Linked DNA regions of Homo sapiens: region 1 is linked to region 2. The links are chromatin contacts, found by Hi-C or POLR2A ChIA-PET in ENCODE. All regions are on one chromosome and are shown on one strand. Each heading gives the region's core, a stretch centred on a gene start or an enhancer-like site at or near the end of the contact. The rest is flanking DNA. Distances are from core to core; before and after follow the strand shown. Region 1 has its middle 77 kb from the start of MIR5702. Region 2 has its middle 470 kb from the start of MIR5702.

What was found. A loop is a pair of places that touch in the nucleus more often than their neighbours do. ChIA-PET counts read pairs that join two places held with the same protein, here RNA polymerase II (POLR2A). Pooled maps may share reads with other maps.
Region 1: a map of IMR-90 shows a loop between it and region 2 (2.2-fold over the local background). The contact joins two enhancer-like sites. A Hi-C loop is called at or near these places in 1 of 168 maps with a recorded cell type or tissue (IMR-90) and 3 of 50 pooled maps. POLR2A ChIA-PET finds 5 or more read pairs at or near these places in 2 of 52 experiments (OCI-LY7 and PC-9).

What each region holds. Positions count from the first base shown.
Region 1 is chr2:226,578,394-226,585,155 of GRCh38, forward strand. No RefSeq gene overlaps it. Among named protein-coding and RNA genes, the nearest start is that of MIR5702, 77 kb to the right of the region's middle. Within about 2 kb of position 5,383, at least 3 of the 41 ENCODE cell types and tissues checked have a DNase peak (open chromatin) inside an H3K27ac peak, as active enhancers do.
Region 2 is chr2:226,182,907-226,189,309 of GRCh38, forward strand. No RefSeq gene overlaps it. Among named protein-coding and RNA genes, the nearest start is that of MIR5702, 470 kb to the right of the region's middle. Within about 2 kb of position 3,010, at least 10 of the 41 ENCODE cell types and tissues checked have a DNase peak (open chromatin) inside an H3K27ac peak, as active enhancers do.

The DNA of each region.
Region 1 (6,762 bases), core at 4,133-6,632, 400 kb after region 2:
CCATTTAACTTGCCAGATATAGCTGTTACAATATAGGAACTTGGGTTGGGTCCTCCCTCACCACTTTAAATTTATTAACCTTGCTGGGTTCTCTTGGTACACTTGCAGGACACCACGGAGAGGAAGTGACTGGGGCAGTGGTTAAGCATAGTCCTTGGAGCCACTTTGCCCAGGTTGAATCACGACTTTCTAATCCCCAGCCACAAAACCTTGGCATGTTGCTTAGCCTCTGTATTCCCCCAATAGCATTGTCTGTGAAATGAAAATGATAAAACTTCCTTTCAGGGTTTCGGTGAGAATTGACCATTGCACATAAAATTCTTAGAACAGTGTCTGACACATAGTAAGGGCTAGATACATGTTAGCTTGTCTGAAGCATCCCTGAGATCCCTTCCAGCAAGAAATTTCTATACTTTTCTGAAATTAAAGCACCAAATTAATCTCTTAGACAATTACATAAAATTTGGGGGTCTGTGGCATTTCCTTTAAGATAGGGACGTGGAAAAAGCAGATAGGCATAGGTAAAGCAGGTGGCCACTTACATAATGTGATCCAGTTGGATGACCATATTCTGTGTTGAAGAAATCAAGCCCCTTTGACAGGGGAAGGGGGAAGTGGCACTATGAATAATTTCAGTGGAATGATTGTGATCTGGGATTGTGCAAGACCACTCCAGGACATGTTGTCTGCACCCTCTGTGGGTTATGAGAGGACTTCCACCTGCCCTGTAAATATCTCACTTACTATTGAGCTGAGGTTGTCCTCTTTCCTCATACTGAGTTTGAATTTCCCAGCACTTGAGATACCCAATATCATAGTCATCCCTTAAATTAGAAATAAAACCCATACTTAAAAAAACCCTCATATACCTCTACTTTATTATTCCTACTCCTATTCTAAATGAGATTCCACTAAATTTTTTGAAAGATGCATGAATCTTTACCTAAACCTTATACCATGTACAAAAATTAAGTCCAAATAGATCATAGGCTAAGATGTATAATAGAAATTATAAAGCTTTTAGAAAAAAATAAAAGAAAATATTCCAGATTTAGAACTAGAAAAGGAGTTCTTAGATTTGACAACAAAAACATGACCAATAAAAGAGAAAAAAGGGTAAATTTTTGCCTTGCAAAAGAGCATGTTTGAGACACATTATGGAATGGAAGAAATATTTGCAAATTACATATCTAACAGACAAATTATGTTGTAACAACTCTCAAAACTCAACATGAAAAAAACAACAATCCAATTTTAAAAGTGGGCAAAAAAAACAGTTCACTGAAGAGGATACACAGATGACAAATAAGCTCATGAAAATATGTTCAACATCATTAGTCATCAGGGAAATGCACGTTAAAACCACAAAGATATATAAATGTAGTGGTATAGGCAAAGTAGGTGGCCATGTATATAATGTGCTCTAGCGTGATGACCATATACTGTATTGAGGAAACTGGCAACTTTAAGAGTGGAAGAAGCACTATTAATAATTTTGATGAAACAACAAGCTTCATCTGAGACTATTGCAGACAAGCCCATTAGAATAAATAAAATAAACAATAGCAATTTGAACAAATATCAAATGCTGATGAGAATGTGGAGAAACAGTTACCAGAAAGGGGTCCCAATCCAGACCCCAAGAGAGGGTTCTTGGATTTCATACAAGAAAGAATTTGAGGCAAATCCATAAAGTAAAGTCAAAGCAAGTTTATTAAGAAAGTAAAGGAATAAAGAACGTCTACTCCATAGGCAGAGCAGCGGCGTGGGCTGATCAACTAATAATACTAATAGTTATTTCTTAATTATATGCTAAAAAAGGGGTGGATTATTCAGGAGTTTTCAGGGAAAGGGGTGGGCAATTCCTGAACCTGAGGGTTCCTCCCCTTTTTAGACCATAGAGGGTAACTTCCTGACATTGCCATAGCATCTGTAAATGGTCATGGCGCTGGTGGGAGTGTCTTTCAGCATGCTAATGCATTACGGTGCGCGTATAATGAGCAGTAAGGACCACCAGAGGTCACTTCCATCACCATCTTGGTTTTGGTGGGTTCTGGCCAGCTTCTTCATGCATGCTTTTTTCTCAGCAAGGTCTTTGTGACCTGTATCTTGTGCCAACCTCCTATCTCATCCTATGACTTAGAATGCCTAACCTCCTGGGAATGCAGCCCAGTAGGGCTTATCCTTATTTTACCCAGCCCCTATTCAAGATGGAGTCACGCTGGTTCAGATACCTCTGACATAACTGGATCACTCATGCATTGCTACTGGGAATGTAAAACACTACAGCCACTCTGGAAAATAGTTTGCCAGTTTCCTTTAGAACTAAAAATAGATTTATCATACAGCCCAACAATTGCACTCTTAGGCATTTATCCTAGAGAATTAAAAACTGATTTTTACAAAGAGAATTGTTAAACCTGGTGCCACCAACACAATGGAATATTAACTGGTCATTAAAATTGATAATTATGATGTTTGTTTAGAAATAGATTTTAAGTGATCCTGAAATAATATTAACTTTAAAATGCAGAAATCAGAACTACACACTAGAATAAAGACTTGCAAAGAATAAGCACAAAGAAAGCAGCTATTGTCAGGGTGGTGCAATTGATTAGCGTATTTGTTTCTATTCTTTTTTTCAGAAGCTTCTTTGCTGTTATGTTTATATCCTCCATTTTAAAAATATGAAACCAAAACTGGAAAATCATTAACACAAAACAACAATTTACAAAGAGACTCTGCCTGGGAAGGAGGGGCTTGGAGGGCCCCCTGCTGCTCTAGTCTTCCCCATGGAGAGCATTCACCAGAATGATCTTTATCAGATTAGCTGGGGTGGTGCCAAGAGTCCGAAGGTTAGGACCAAAGAGAGAGGTATCAAGGGAGGCAGAAGAAAGCCAGAAGCAACACAACAACTGCCTCCACTGCATGATTAATTGAGGAGATAAAGAAAGAGATTTTTAAGCAAAAGGTCTGAAAAGATGAGTAGGAAGAGAAACAGGTTTCAACCAGGAAGGACAAAGTTAATCAGAGTGTTATCAGTCAGAACCTTAAGGCAGATGCTGGGTAGGAAAGAAATCTGGAGCCCAGGTAGTAGACAGGACGAATGCAGCTCCAGGAAGAACACAAGGAAAGGGTAGAGAGGGACACCTTAGTGGGACAGGATGAGTACATCGACAAGTAATTTCCATTTTCAGCATTCCAGGATAATCATAGCAAATCTTATGTTCAAATTTCTAACAACATAAATAATTAGAAGAGATAATAATATCCTTTGTTAACACAATTTCATTATTCTTTTAGTTATTTTGATTTCCATGTGCAGCCCGTAAACCTGCAGGGGATCTTTTTAAAACCAAGCTATTAATTACTCCTTCCAAATGAGGGAAGGAATGAAAGCACAAATTCAGAAACAAAGAGCACCATTCCGATGAGATGATCTGTCCAAACACACCACAGGCCACTATTTTGACTATGCCCACATTAACACCCCACATTTACTTGCTGAATGGTGGAGTAGCTTGATCTTTAGGTGACCTAATAAAGAACTGGGTCTCTGTTGCTCATTGCAAAGTTAATCTCTCTGAATTTCAGTTTCTTCAAATGGAAATCATGAGGACTACGTGAGGCTGAAACACACACACATGCTAACATATGCAGTATCCCGTGCATATTCGGCACTCAGTAAATGTTAATCTCTCAGTCCTTTGCTTTCCTTAGTCTCTTCCTTCCTTGTTTCCATCCCTAATTATAGCAGAACCTGGCCACTTCCCTCTGCACTCACCATAAACACTAACAGCTTTGTATTGCATGCATTTGTAACCCTATCTGTGGTGTTTTTTTGTTTTGTTTTGTTTTTTGTTTTTTTCGTTTTTTGCACTCTGCAGACACAGGCTAGGTCAGAGGGGCCAGGGTTGACACTCTGAGAACAACCCTTAGTCAATACAAGCAAGAATTGGAGGATAAACACTTTCAGTTACCTGACTGCTCAAAGGGCTCATGTCCAAGGCATATTTTATATCGTCTCCAAGATGTCCCCAGCAGAAATGAGCCCCAAATGCCCATATCAACTTAATCATTAACATCCTGTATTGTTTTTTCCCTTCTCTGCCTCAAGTCCCCATTCTTCTCTTGGTTCTTCCTGGCATCACCTCCCAAATACACTACTCCTCACCAAATCCTGACCGGAGTCAGCTTTTGGTGAGACTCAACTCAAGACACTGAGCAACCCAACCAAGTGGTCCCTCCTGCTCCTGAATGGATAAGATATGCCCAAGATTTCACTTGAGATTGGACTGAGTAGAGCTCATTCCCTGGCCCCGGTATTTCAATAGCCCTTTGAAATGCAGCTTCAGCTCTCACTACTCTTCATAAACTCTTTTCTCAGACGTTTCCAACACTCTCGTAATTGCAAATTCACAGTCCTTTGATCCTTGTCATCCCTGCAGAACTCAACACTGATGTCAACCTTTACTTGAAACTCTTCTCCCTTGTTTGTTCTGAAATTCATTCCCTAGTTTTTCTCTGCCTTTTGTCTTCTCTGGATTTCCTTTAAATGCCTGTTCTTTACATGTAGGCTTTCACAAGACTCTCTAACTAGAATTTGCTTCTGACTTTGTATTCTCCTCCTTGACATTCTCATCCACTTTGATATCTCAAAATATCTTCTTTCTGCTTTTGGCACCTAAACCCACATCTTTAACTCTATCTTCTGTCCTTTTGATCAAACTTCTTCTCAGCTATGGAATGATTTAATGCTGGTTGAGTTACTAGTGCCAGTGAATGAACACTGCTCAGACCAATATCAAGTGAAATCTTGCATGTATCTTATCCACTCAAGAGCAAGATAGAGCTATTGATTGGGTTACTCAGTGTTTTGGGTTGAGTTTCACCAAGAGCCAACTGGAGCAAGAATTTGAGGAGAAGTGTGTTATTTGGCAAAGTCCTGGTAAGCATATCTACATAAAAATTCTCCCATCACCTCAAACCCAAGTGTTCCAAACTGAAGTCTTTATCCGCCTCCCCCCGACAAGCCTGTCCCTTGTCCTGTGATTCTTGCCTCAGTTAAATTGCCTCTACCTCCCAGTGATGCTTCATGTTGAAGTCCTCTCTTTCATTCACGTCCTTTTCCCAAGGAGTTTCTCTCATATATGTTGCCTCCTTTCAGGTGTCTTTAGTTCAGAGTTTCATGATCTCTCATCAAGAATAACGCAGTTGCTTACTAACAGCATTGACTTAGCAACTCACCATTCACCATCCATTGCATGTATATAATCACATAGCAAAATTCCCATGTGCTGGGTATTATCATTAGCCCCATTTTAGAAGTGGAGATATTGAACCTCAAAGAGGTTAAGAAGCTTCTTCAACATCACCCCAGCCAGTACTCAGTGTACTGACTAGAAAATCAGCTAGAAAAATCTTGAAGAATTTCCACTATGCTAGATGACTCATTGGAGTGGATTGTAAAGTCCTTCCTGCATTTTATGCATCAGAGGAGAATACACTTTCTACTGCTACAGTAAACATAGTCTTTGAGAGGGTAGAATATTAGCTGGAGCGTGGACTCTGGGCATGGACTCTGGATTCACTCTGGCCTGGGTTTAGATCTCAGTCTTGCCATTTACAAGCTCCATGGGCAAATTAGTAACTTTTCTAAGCCTTCATTTTTCCCATTAATAAAATGGAACTAGTCAAATCTACTTCAGATAACTGTAGTGAGAATTAAATGAAATACTGGAAGAAAAGCATCTAGTATATGCCTGGCATGTTACAGGTGCTCTGTAAATAGTAATGATCATAATAATAATTCTATAAAGTTTTTTTAAACCAAGGAAGAAAACAGAAGGGAGTATAAGGGATGACGTAACGATGTAAAAAAGTAGTTTCTTTTTGAACAAAATTTTAGAACAAATAAAACAGGCAAAATCTCAAATCTGAACACTCACTTAGCAATGCCAAACTAAGGAGTCATTTTCATAAAGGTAGAATGTACTAAAGCAATACTTTATTTGGCCACACCATCTATTTACAAATCTTCACCACTGTCTCTGAAAATGAAGAAATATAGCCCTCATTTGGTTTGGATTCTACCTGTCTTCGCAATTTTCGCAAAGGTTCTCCATCCTTCCCCTTACAAAAAGCTATTTCAGGTCAATCCAAAAAAGTAGTGACAGATCAGGACAGTGACAGATCACTAATGCCTTGAGGCTGGTCTCAGCGCTTACAGGCATGAGTGGGAAAGGCATTAGACTTCATGGTTCTGTCATAGAGGAGCCACGCTCACATGACAATCTTTGGTGGAGTCTATGGTCATATCTTTGTGTCAACCAAATCCACATTCCAGAGCCCATCAGTGATCAATCCACTGTCTGGGTAGTGTGTTGGTATAAGAATAGGCATTCAAACTGGAAAAATGTTGACACAGTAATTTTCTCTATGTGGTTTAAAGAAAAAGTGAGCAGAGATATTATAAAGATGTGAGATTCCAGTGAGACAGAAAAGTATGGCTAGAACCTCAGTGAGAAGAGGTGCTGATCTCAGGAGACAATGACTGAGGCCAGCGTTCTGCTCAGCCAGGGTGGGAACAGTGAGTAGGTTTTACTGAAAATGACTGACTTGAACATTTTCTCATGGTGGAAAAGGGATTCTGGGTTATACAAAGGTTTGGAGTGTAAATCCATTACACATCTGCAATGCTCCCCACCTCAAAAAAAAAAAAAAATATCTAAAGTTAAGTAAGAAGTTTGATCTAAAATGGGC
Region 2 (6,403 bases), core at 1,760-4,259:
TTGTCCCGTTGCCTGGCTTATTATAATAGCCTTCTAAACTGTCTCCCTGCTTCTTCCCTTGCCGCCCTTAAATCAACTCTCAACATAACAGCCAGGATTATTTTGTTAAAAGTTATACAAGATTCTGTCATTTTTCTGTTCAAAAATCCCTAGCAGCCTCCCCCATCTCAAAGTAAAAGCCAAAGTCCTTATAATAAACTATGGCTTTGTAAGATCTGGCTTCCTTCACTTCTCTAAACTTATCTCCTACTATCTGTACTCCGGGCACACTGACCTCCTTGGTACTCTTGAACACTCTACATTCACGATCCCTAGGACCTTTGCTCTTGCTGTACTCTTTGCTTGGACAGTTTTTCCCTCAAATATCTACAAAGCTTTTATCTTACTTCCTTCCCTTGTGTGCTCAAAAGTCACATATTGAGGTCTTCTCTTTTACTCCATGTAAAATTGAAACTCTGTCATCATATTCTGTCCCTTTACAGTGCTTTTTATCCTTAGAGCTCATTGCTATTTAACTTTTTTTTACTTATATATTTTATTTGTTTATCTCCTCTTACTGAACTACTACCTTTATAAAGCTACGATTTTGTATTCACTACTGAATCCTTGGTCCCTGGAATATGCCTGGCACATACGAGTTGTTCAATTAATACTGAATGAATAAATGAATAACGGGGAAAGTGAACATGATAAGTAGTTGTTATTTATGCAACCACTTATTTGGGCATTCATTAGATCATAGTTATATTTTTGATGGTCTCGTGGATATCAGAATGACTTAAAACTTTAAAAATAAAATATTCCCAAAGCTACTGATGCAACCATCTGAAAAAATAGAAGATGATGTAAGACATGCACATGACTAGAGTCAGACCACTAACTCTGAAGATCCTAATTCCTGAAGCTAGTTTTAAAATATTAAACATAATTTTTGCTTTGCATAAAGCAAGGCACAAGAATTCCTAGAGGGCAAAATCAGATCTAGACTTGGTGTTGCATTTATGGAGGAGCGAAGCACAGACCCCCTTTGCTGGAGTTTGTCACACGAGGAGCTTCTCAAGACTCCAGGGGAACAATAGTGCCTCTTTGCTGCTGGTGTGGTCTTGTGGTTCTTGAGGAAAGCAATGGTTTTGCTAAAGTTATTACAAATATTTAAAAATTATTCAGTTCTAAGTTTCAATGTGTGTTTTTAAAAATTACTTCACTCTAGCTTAATAACATTTCCAAAGAAATCTCTAAGAAAAAACAAGACTTCTGGAGGGAGCTAGATAAGAAGGGCTGAGGAGAAGATAGGTGATTTCCGGCTGCCATGTCATTATTAACCACGAATAGAAGAAAAGAAATGCACAAGGAATAAAATTAATGTCTTTAAAAGATATGGATACATGTTAACATCAAAGAATTTTGAGCTCAGGATATGTATTTTACAATTTTAGCTAAATCTTGAATTATATGAATCTTTAAAATGTCAAGATGTGGCAAATAGGCTTCGCAATCATGGTTTGTCATCTCGTCAATGCTCTTGACTTTTGAGTTTTCATGTAGAGAAGACATTCCTTTTGCTATCATCCTTCTGATAAAATTAGCTATGTGTGTTGTGTAGCAGTATTTCCATCCACACACAAGGGTGTGACTTGGCATTCTTTGTTACAACTGCTACTCAACCACTTATTTAAAATAAAAGTCTAAAACTGAAATCCTCTAATGAGTTGGAAAAGTTTTGCTTTAAAAATTATCCTTTTAGAGTGATTTCCAGTGCCATTTAGGGGATATAAGGAAGGAAATTCCAAGGTGTCTGTATTTTATCTGCAAATAAAACGATCATGTGACCACATGCCTGTTTGATCTGTGCCTGGTAGCTTAGCATGGCTACAGCAAAAGACGCACTTGCTATAATCATTTCAACCCCCACCCAACCCAAATCATCAACATTTCTCATCAAAGGAGAACATTTACATGCTCTGAAACATTGAATGAAAATAAGTGAAAACCTCTTCAGATATTTGTTTTAAAAATTCTCTGAGAGTACATAGAGTTTGGATCATGAAAGCAGAACTCAATTCATACTTCTGATCCTTCCCGGTTTCACATTTTTAAAAAATGTTATTTCACCACCTCCATGATCAGAAGGCGATGAGCTTGCTTTGTTTCCCAACTGACCTATTCATATCAAGTTAGTTACACTCACTTAAGTCTCCCCACCACCTTTGGCCAATCCCACAGAGCCCTCCTATGGAGCTGGAAACTCATATAGAGACTTTTGTTTTTTATAGAGAATTCAATAGCTCAATGCCACAAGACACCCTTTCTTATTAAAACGAGAAAGAAATGCATGGAAGTTGTTAAAAACAAATCATTTTCCATTAGTAAAAGTTACATGATTGGAAAGAGAAGAGCACATTGCTGTAATTACCAGTACATTAAGCAGGGGATGAACAGCTGCGTGAACTTGGAGTCAGTAGAATAACAGCCACCGAGCCAGCTTCCCCATATGGTCCAAGCAAGGAGGTGGGGCTTCTAGCTGCCTGGGGGTTGGGGAGAGGTGAGGAGGGGGCAAACGAATCCCATTCAAGTAGGAAATGTAAGCCAAGAAATGTCTGGCTTCCCAATCCAAACCCAGATTTCTCTGTGCTGCACTGGAAAAATCCCCCTGGCCTCCATAACAAAAACCTCTAAAATCAATGTTGTCTTTTCCTAAAGAGAGCAAAATGTGAGCGTTTTCAGACTTTTGGCTACATTGCTACTAATAGAAAAGACGACCTCAGAAGGACTTAGTCACTTCCTCAGCTTTTTGGGGTGTGGCTATGACTTGGAATTATTGGTATCACTTAGTAAACACTGTTTGATCTAGCATTTGCCTTCTCTCCCAATTAAAAATAGAGTCTGGCCAACAATGACAGGTCCCCACCACCAGGTATTGGCCTCAGTCTGTTTCAGTGAAAAGCATTACAGCCTTCTAATTGGCATTCTCTTCAGAATTTGGCAAATTTGGTCAAAGCAGACCAGCACTATAGTAACCTTTCATTATCAATGCAAATCCTAACAGAAAAGCATTCCATTCTTCTTACATTGTACGTCATAAATGAAACACAATAAATTTTATTGTGAAACCTCCTAGGAAGACATTCCTGAATAGACAAAGCAGAAAATGCTTGCATTATACTAAACAGAGCTAAAATTTGATAGTTGCTGGAAGGGTTGGCTATAAGGAATCTAGCTGTTTACAGGGGAAATACCAAATAGGCTACATCATTTGCAAGGAGATGTTTTTGTAAGTACCATGTCCAAAACCATTTGGGTTTCAACTATATGAAGGTTATTATTGCAGAGAATGGTGACCAGCTGTTCTTCATTGCCTCCGAAAACAGAATGAGAGAAAAAATGGCATTAAAGTGGAATTGGAAGAATTGAAGCTTCCTAAAAATTTGAGTTTGTTAACAGGAGAAGGATCCACACTAGGGAGTTATAAAATGAATGCCTTTCATTTTCTGTTGCTTTTAGAAATAAAAAGTGGCACTTTTAAGACAATTCAGGTAAAATTTTGTCCATCAATAAAATACTGAATTTGATAATCTTACAAATTTCTATTAAAAATAATTTCAAAAATATTTAAGAAATATGACTATTGGAAATTAGGCTATGTCTGGAGAATAATTCATCCAGTCATGCTATGGTGTCAGGGAATATTGTAAAATGAGAGAGTATTATTAAAAGAATCCTGTCGGAAATGTGTGCATTTCATGCCATAGATTTATGCAGGCATATTCTAGGAAGAAGGATAATGACTTCCCTGTAAATTAATATTGTCTTCAGAAATATCTAAATTTACAAATAAAAGATAAACAGCCTGGGCACGGTGGCTCACGCCTGTAATCCCAACACTTTGGGAGGCGGAGGAGGGCGGATCACCTGAGGTCAGGATCACCTGAGCTCAAGACCAGCCTGGCCAACATGGTGAAACCCTGTCTCTGCTAAAAATACAAAAATTAGCTGGGTGTGGTGATGCATGCCTGTATTCCCAGCTACTTGGGAGTCTGAGGTAGGACAATCACTTGAACCCAGGAGGCAGAGGTTGCAGTGAGCCGGGATTGTGCCACTGCACTCCAGCCTAGGTGACAGAGAGAGAATTCATCTCAAAAAAAGAAAAAAGAAAAAAAAAAAAAAGAAAAACAATAGTATTCTACTCAATAGAATAGACACACTGCTATCTCTTAGAAAATTATTAGATTGATGAATACATAGATGTAAAAACATCATTTGGTGGGTATCAGGATTTCCACTGATAGTTGATTTGTGGACTCTCAAGAAATTTATACCTGTATTCAAACACATACTGTGATATTAACTTGCAGGACTTTCTTAATAAACCAACTGTGGGAAGGACACACATTCCTAGACTTTCATTCACAGGGCAAATCCATCATTGCCAGACTTCTGCTTTCCATAGAACACTCACTTTTCTGTTTTCTATTCAACTTGAATGAAAATTTCTACTAGATCTCATTCCAAATCCTCCCATGGGACAGAGCTACCTTTCAGCAATCAGTGCTTTACCAAGGGCCGCACTCAAATTTGAACATCTCAGTAGACATGGAATCAGAAGCGAGGGATTACTGAATTTCACTCTGAAAGCTTTTCTTCTCAGATACTGTAATAAAAAAGCACCACCTTCATCTCAGATGATTTGCAGCTTTTCTGACAGCTAACGTTTATCTCTGTGACTCTTGCATTCTAGGGAAAAAATACAATTTGTAGATAACTTTAAATATTTACCTTTTTTTTTCCAAGCAGGAAGCAAAGGGTAAAACAACCACACACACACACACACACACACACACACACACTCACACGCACACAAAGTTTCACTACATAGATACATCTTGATTTAAAATTCCTGGGCACTTAGGCTGCATGTCATGGCCCTCTGCGTGAGTTAAGTGGAGTCAGAGATTTCTGCCAAGTTATAGAGCTGGTTACTTACTTCAGGAAATATTCAGTTATTTCATTTGAAGTATGAAATTGCAGGAGCATCCAAAAGTTTACCAGGGTCTAAAACTACAAGTGAGCTTGTTATTTGTCTCTACTCTTTATCCTTCTATGGAGTAGTTCCAAGGGATCCTTTGAACCAGCTGCCCAGTTTTCATCCCTGTAAATAAATTTTTCTTCACACAGTACAGGGTCAACTTCTGAAGAAGAGACCGTTTATCATGGTAGTTAAAAGCACAGACTCAACCCAGACTGAATGGGCTCTAATTTCAGTTTTGCCTCTTAACAGCTGTGTGCCCTTTGGGTAAGATACTTAACCTCTCTGAGCCTCAGTTTCTTCCCCTGTAAAACTGGGATTTAATAGCATCTTTCTTAATTGGTTGTTTTGAGGATTTTAAAAAGTACTCAGAATCTTACCAGACTGTTTGCCCACAGCTCAGTAAATATGCACAGAGGTTGAGAACAGAAGGAATGAAACAGATCAGCCCAGAAAGACCACATGATCAAAAATCACCACTTTCCATACAGTAAGACAAATACAATACTCTTTAATATTTATCTTGGTGCAGCAGTGTATTAAGCCTGATTTTATTTTGAAGCAGAGGTAAAACTTATTTTACTTGCAGATATAAAACATTGCATAAAACTGTTCATGATGACCAGTTGCTGGGAAGTGGGGAGGATGTCATACTAGTAATTGTCCACACTGTCTACTTATCTTGTGCCTCTTCTGAACACAGTAGTAATAAATAGATGGGAAAGAAAAAATTACATGAAAGGTCTGATGAGTCCATTGTAACCAATTTGTACTATGTCCAAGAGAATGAGTCCCTAAAGTTTGGACCCTTCTTTATCCTTCATTCGTTGACCCCTTCCCAGAGTTTAGAGGCTGTCTTTATCCTCCCAAACCTTTCAAGACCAATTATCAGTATGATTTTCTTCACTTCTCACATATTTATTCAATCATTCATTTAACCAAAATTAGTTGAGCACCTACAGAGTCTTGGACTCTGCAAGACAGAGCAGGGGAGGAAGTTTGGGAGGGAAAGGTGTGAAGAAAGCCTTAGATGCACAAAGGTGAGTAAGATACAGTTCTCACCTTCAAGGAACTCATGGCCTATGTATAAAACAAACACTCCAAAGCCAACAAAGATTAGAAGAAAGATCACACGACGCATTATAAAATGGGGTGTGGGCAAGAAACCAAGTAGGAAGGAAGTAGCCAGCTCTGCTTAGAAAAGGTGGGAAGTTATCTCAAATAAGAAGGTGCTTGATTTTTAGGGCTACAAGAAAAGTTGTGATTCACTGGGTGACGACAGGGAAAAGAAGAGGCCAGGAAGCAGCTCGGGCAGAGGAAATGTCACATGCAAAGACACCAAGGCCTGGAAGAACATCAAATGAATATTGCATGCCTTAT